2 separate regions of the Mus musculus genome follow, and region 2 is linked to region 1. A link is a contact called in ENCODE Hi-C data. All regions are on one chromosome and are shown on one strand. The core of a region is the stretch at or near the end of the contact, and the rest is flanking DNA. Distances in the headings are between cores, read along the strand shown. Region 1 holds the start of Nkx6-1 (NK6 homeobox 1). Region 2 holds the start of Barhl2 (BarH like homeobox 2).

Region 1 (2,848 bases), core at 184-2,683:
TCCAACTAATAATAATAGAGGGAGGATTTTAAAAAAATAATTATCTCATTTCTGTTAGGTTTAGACACCACGCAGGAGATAAATATTCTCATTAAGCTGATTTCATCCCCAGAGTACTGAGCCCCCTCATAAGTGATAATGATCTAGGGAGTGGGAGAGCGAAGACAAGAACGGAGAAAGAACAGAAAAGAGCAGGAGACGGAAAGATGGTGAAGGGTGACCCTTAGGCCTGCGAGGGGTTTAAAAACATCTACGGGCTTAAGGAACAACAAATCAATTTACACGATTCTGGAAGAGCCCAGAGGGCCTTTAATTAATCCCTTCAAAAGAAGGAAGTCGGCCTGGGATATGCCTCCTGCCTGCTCCATTAGCTCCCTTTTCGCAAGGGTCCAGACACCGTTGGAGGTGGGCGCCGCGCGCGAGCTGGGGGAGGATGACGCGAGCTGGCGTGGGCGGAAGAGCCGCACTTAAACTGCTTTTCCATAGAAGGGCTGGATTTTCATTATTCCTCTCTTTAAAAAGTAATGCCCTCTTCGTCCCTGCTCCCTCCTTCTCCTTTCCATTTTATTTTGCACGATTAGTTGAGCCGGCCGCTGGCTCTAGACTGGAACCACTCTTTTCGCCAGGCCCCTCCCCTCTTGGCTCCGCCCAAGTGAAGCTGGGGCGGGGACTAGGAGGGCGCGTCCTTATGGCTCCCTAGTCTCAGCCAATCAAAAGGTGTGGCGCTCCCAGGTGGGCGTGTTCTAGGAGCGACGCCTTGCCCAAGCTGAGCGCTATTGGAGGCGGTGTTTACGCCCAGGACCCGGGCCCCGCTCCTCAGTCCCGCCCCGCCGAGCCGCCCCGGAATGACGTCCTCGAAAGTTCTCATTTTGGCCCCCCACCTCCCCTCCCTTGCGTCCCCCAGCTAAAGAGAGGCAGGGAGGGGTGCAAATATTTTATTACCTTTGAGAGCTTCATCCGAACTGTCAGGCCCAGAGGGAGAGAGGAGAGAAGGGAAGAGCCGCCGAGAGGGTCAGTTTGGCCAGAGGACAGGGCTTGGAAGAGCCAAGCCTGGAAAGCCAAGGAGAAATGCCAGAGAGGCAAGAGAAAGGCGGAGAGTGAGAGGAAGAGAGGGCGCCAGGGGGTGGGACGGGGGGGGGTCTCCCGGCCGGCTTGCAGAAGAGGACGGACGATCGGAACCGGCCCGTCAGACTTTTTCCATACTTAGGTTTATTTTCTTTTATCCTTTTCGATCCGGCTAGTCCGGCGCCGCGTGGCTCGGAGGGGAAGTAGGCTCGTGGGCGCACCAAGTCCCCAGCCGCCGGAGCGGTGTCACTGACTGCCCTTTCTGGCGCAGTAACGCCGGGCCCGAGGCAGTGGCGGGCGCGATACCCGCGCCGGCCGTTTGTGCTCTGTCCCCCGGGCGAGCGGTGAGTGCGACTCAGCAGCGCGGCCGCCGGGAGAGCGGAGCGTCCGAGCGAGATCAGAGGCGCGCACCGGGCGGAACGCCGCCCGCTTTGAAGCTCCCCCAGGCGAGCGAGCCGGCCCCCGCCCTCCTACATCAAAGCGAACGCTCCGCGCCTCCCAACCTTGTTGCAAACTCTCTGGGTCGGCTGCGGGGTACGTCTTGCTGATTTCCCGCGGGGGTGGAGAAGATGAGAAGCAGAGCGCTCTGAGCCGGGAACGAGGGACCAGCGCCTGGGATCGAATCCGGGACTCCCGAAGCCGAGGAAGCGCTGAGCCCGCCCGCGCCCCCGCAGCCCTCGCCCCTGCCGCCTCCCGCGGGGCGTTTGGACATTTTTGCTGCGCAGCTCCCGGAGCCCGCGGCCGATCCACACTTCGCTTGCGCGCGCCCCCGGCACCTCGGGTTCTCCCGAGCCCCGGCGGGGCCACCGACCTGCGTGGCTGCGGGTTCGGGTCTGGCTGTGGGATGTTAGCTGTGGGGGCGATGGAGGGCCCTCGGCAGAGCGCGTTCCTGCTCAGCAGCCCGCCCCTGGCCGCCCTGCACAGTATGGCCGAGATGAAGACCCCGCTCTACCCCGCCGCTTATCCCCCGCTGCCCACCGGGCCCCCCTCCTCCTCGTCCTCGTCCTCCTCGTCCTCGTCGCCCTCCCCACCTTTGGGCTCACATAACCCGGGCGGCTTGAAGCCCCCGGCCGCGGGGGGCCTCTCGTCCCTGGGCAGTCCCCCGCAGCAGCTTTCGGCGGCCACCCCACACGGCATCAACGACATCCTGAGCCGGCCCTCTATGCCGGTGGCCTCGGGGGCCGCCCTGCCCTCCGCCTCGCCCTCCGGGTCTTCCTCCTCCTCCTCCTCGTCCGCCTCCGCCACCTCGGCCTCTGCGGCGGCCGCCGCCGCCGCTGCTGCTGCCGCCGCTGCCGCCTCGTCGCCCGCTGGGCTGCTGGCCGGCCTGCCCCGCTTCAGCAGCCTGAGCCCTCCGCCACCGCCGCCCGGGCTCTACTTTAGCCCCAGCGCCGCGGCTGTGGCCGCCGTGGGCCGGTACCCCAAGCCCCTGGCCGAGCTGCCCGGTCGGACGCCCATCTTCTGGCCCGGAGTGATGCAGAGTCCGCCGTGGAGGGACGCGCGCCTTGCCTGTACCCCCCGTGAGTACTATGGGAGGGGAGGGTGGGTCCCTGCCTTCTAAGTCTGCTCTCGGGTCGTGAAGCACACAGTGCCCCTGCGGGCGGTCAGTCTCCTGGCCGCCACACTAGTTTGGAAGTTCCGGGACAGCACGCCGTTGGCTGGGCCCCTGCAGGCGAGCGAGGGACTCGCGCTTTCCTGGGCTCGCCGAGGCTCATGCAGGCCTGGGCTCCACCAACGAGAATGCGTCTGGACAGAACACAGCGCAGCAAGCGAGCTTCTGTCTGGG
Region 2 (2,829 bases), core at 155-2,654, 4.8 Mb before region 1:
CAAGAGACAGGTTGGAGACGTCCTGAAGAAAGAATGCAAGTTGATACCCTCCGACAAGGCGGCGTCACAGTCGCGTTCCAGGTCCCAAATGGATCGGCGGTGACTGTTTCCTTTCCAAAACCAAGGCCTGCCACAGTGGGGAGGGGATGGAAGCATTGGAGGGAGGAGCTGCGGGAGCTCAGGCTGCGGACCAGCCACCCAGTTCCCGCGGCCCCACAGCAGCCTGATGCCGCAGGGAACCACAGCTGCCCGCGCCGCTGGAGAACGCCTCGCCCGGGGTTTTTCCCGGTTCGGGAGAAAGTGCTTGGCCCGGCATTTCTTCCAGCACAGGCTCTGACTGGAGACAAAGCGGGATTTGGAGCCAAAGGCCCGATCCTTCCCGACAGGGGGGTCAAAGATGTAGCCCCCCAGCTCAGTGCCTCTCCTGGATCTGCTACCCGGTTGGACCGAGCTGGAGCGCACCGGCTCCTGTGGGGAGAGTAGAGCTCAGACGTTGCAGGCCCACGCGGAGCTCTGGCTCTGGTGTCACACACTTCCCCGTGGGGTCCCTCAGCACCTCTATCCCCTGCTCCTCGTGTTTCCGCTCTGCTCAAGCGTGCTTGGGAACCGTGCGAGCGGGGCTGCGCTGCAGGCCACCGGGAGCCGCAGGATCCTTTTGCCCTTCGCGGCCTCTCCACTCACCCTCCAATCTGACTTAGCACGGGCACATCTAACGATCCGTACTGCTTCCCCGCTTCCCGCCCGGGGGCTCCCTTCTCCAGTGCCCTTCTGGTCTCTCCCCATCTCCCTGGCCGGGTACTCGTTACAGTGGGTACCACTTGGACCCCTGGAGTAGGCGTTGGGCTCAGGGCTGCGGGCGCACCGAGGTTCGGTTCTCAAAAGAGCAGCGGGGTTCGAGGCGCGCTGCTGACGGGCTGGCCAGGAGCGCGCCCATTGGCTCCCGGCACGCCGGCGTCGCTGGCTGGCGCGCAGCGGCCAATGGGGCGCGGGGCCCGGGCGGCGGGGGCGCGGGCGGGGAGCGGCGGCGGGGGCCGTGACGTCACGGGAGGGGGTCGGCGCCGCCCGCGAGCCCGCGGATGACAAGCCAACGCGCGGGGCAGCGGCGGGAGTCGCCGGGCGCCGCCTGTCCGCGGTCTCCTGCGCCCGCGCTTGCTCCTTCGCTGCTTCTCCTCCTCCCGGGGCGGCGGCGGCCGCGTTCGCTCCGCAACTTTCCAACAAAGTTCAGAAACTCGGCTCCGGGACTGCCGGGTCACGCACGGCGGTCACCTCCGGGACCGCCCGGCCTTAGCGGTCGCTGCACCTGCTCCGGCCGCCGCCGCCGCCGCCCGGGATCGGGCAGTGGGCAGACCCAGGCGGCGGCGGTGGCGGTGCAGGTGGCGGCGGCGGGGTTGCTCCAGCGGCCAGCATCTTAGTCTCGGTGCTGCTCTCCGCTGCCACCGCCCACGTGCGCGGTGGTCCAGCGGAGCGGAGCACACCTTCCCGCTTGTGGCATTTGGGGGCTTTCCCCTCAAATTTTTTTCTCTTTACTTTTTGTATAAGGGGGAAAAGTTGAGTCGAAAGTGCCCACCAATTGTCACCTCCCATTATCCTTCATTCCCTCCCCACTTTTTTTTTTTTTTAAAGCAGTGTCAACGCTTTTTAGTGTCTATTTTGTTTTACGATCGGTAGTTTCCCTTGCTTGGTCCCGGCGGCGGCTGATCCGCGGAGTAGCGTGGACCTCATGTAGAAATGACAGCAATGGAAGGGGCCAGCGGGTCGAGTTTTGGAATAGACACTATTTTGTCCGGTGCCGGTTCCGGGAGCCCCGGCATGATGAACGGGGATTTCCGATCGCTCGGTGAAGCGAGGACAACGGATTTTAGGAGCCAGGCCACCCCGTCACCCTGTTCGGAGATTGATACCGTGGGAACGGCGCCCTCTTCACCGATCTCGGTCACCCTGGAACCCCCGGAGCCGCATCTTGTGACAGACGGACCCCAGCATCACCATCACCTCCACCACAGCCAACAGCCGCCGCCACCATCCGCGGTCCCCGCGCAAAGTTTGCAGCCTTCGCCCCAACAGCAACCGCCGCCGCAGCCGCAGTCAGCAGCCCAGCAGCTGGGCTCGGCCGCCGCGGCCCCCAGGACTTCCACCTCTTCCTTTTTAATTAAGGACATCTTGGGAGACAGCAAACCCCTGGCGGCTTGTGCACCCTACAGCACCAGCGTTTCTTCTCCTCATCACACCCCGAAGCAGGAGAGCAACGCGGCACACGAGAGCTTCAGGCCAAAGCTTGAGCAGGAGGACGGCAAAACCAAGCTGGACAAGAGAGAAGACCCCCAGAGCGACATCAAATGCCACGGTGAGTTGCGCCGGAGCTGCCCGGGTCACTTGAGTGACCGCCGAAGGAGAGGGGCCTAGGCGTGCGATTTAGCGACGCACCTTAAGTTCTGTTGGTTACATTTCTGCCCCACAACCTTTGCGGCCATCCGGCTCCGTTCTTTGTTTTACTTAATTTTAAATGTGCTGGAGGAAGGTGGTAACTGAAGAGATAGGATGGGAGACACTTTTCGTTGAAAACAGAGGCTTACTTGGGATTTTTTTTTTTTCTTCTTTTAGCTGAGACCTTGGGAATGGGAGTGGGAAGGGGTGGAGAGAAGCTGGTAGCCAGTTGTGGTTGTCTAGGTCTGTGATCACAACTTGATGTTTATTTTTGAATGCAATACCACCCCAGTATTTTCCAAATGCCCCCTCCATGTTTTCTAAATGCCGTCACAGGAATTGTCTGATTTAATGTTAGAAAAATTTCCAACATTATTACAGGAGCAATTCATTTTTACTAATTGA

What was found. A loop is a pair of places that touch in the nucleus more often than their neighbours do.
Region 2: a loop to region 1 is called in a map of left cerebral cortex, with 13 times the contacts of the local background. The contact joins the promoter of Barhl2 here to the promoter of Nkx6-1 in region 1. A Hi-C loop is called at or near these places in 6 of 37 maps with a recorded cell type or tissue (ES-E14, T-helper 1 cell and left cerebral cortex).

What each region holds. Positions count from the first base shown.
Region 1 is chr5:101,663,296-101,666,143 of GRCm38, reverse strand. Nkx6-1 (NK6 homeobox 1) reads left to right here and starts at 1,433. Exons shown (of 3, transcript NM_144955.2): 1 at 1,433-2,582. The coding sequence starts at 1,910.
Region 2 is chr5:106,456,741-106,459,569 of GRCm38, reverse strand. Barhl2 (BarH like homeobox 2) reads left to right here and starts at 1,404. Exons shown (of 3, transcript NM_001005477.1): 1 at 1,404-2,344. The coding sequence starts at 1,729. It overlaps Gm33151 (a long non-coding RNA gene), which reads right to left and starts at 978. Exons shown (of 2, transcript XR_389476.3): 1 at 682-978; 2 at 1-127.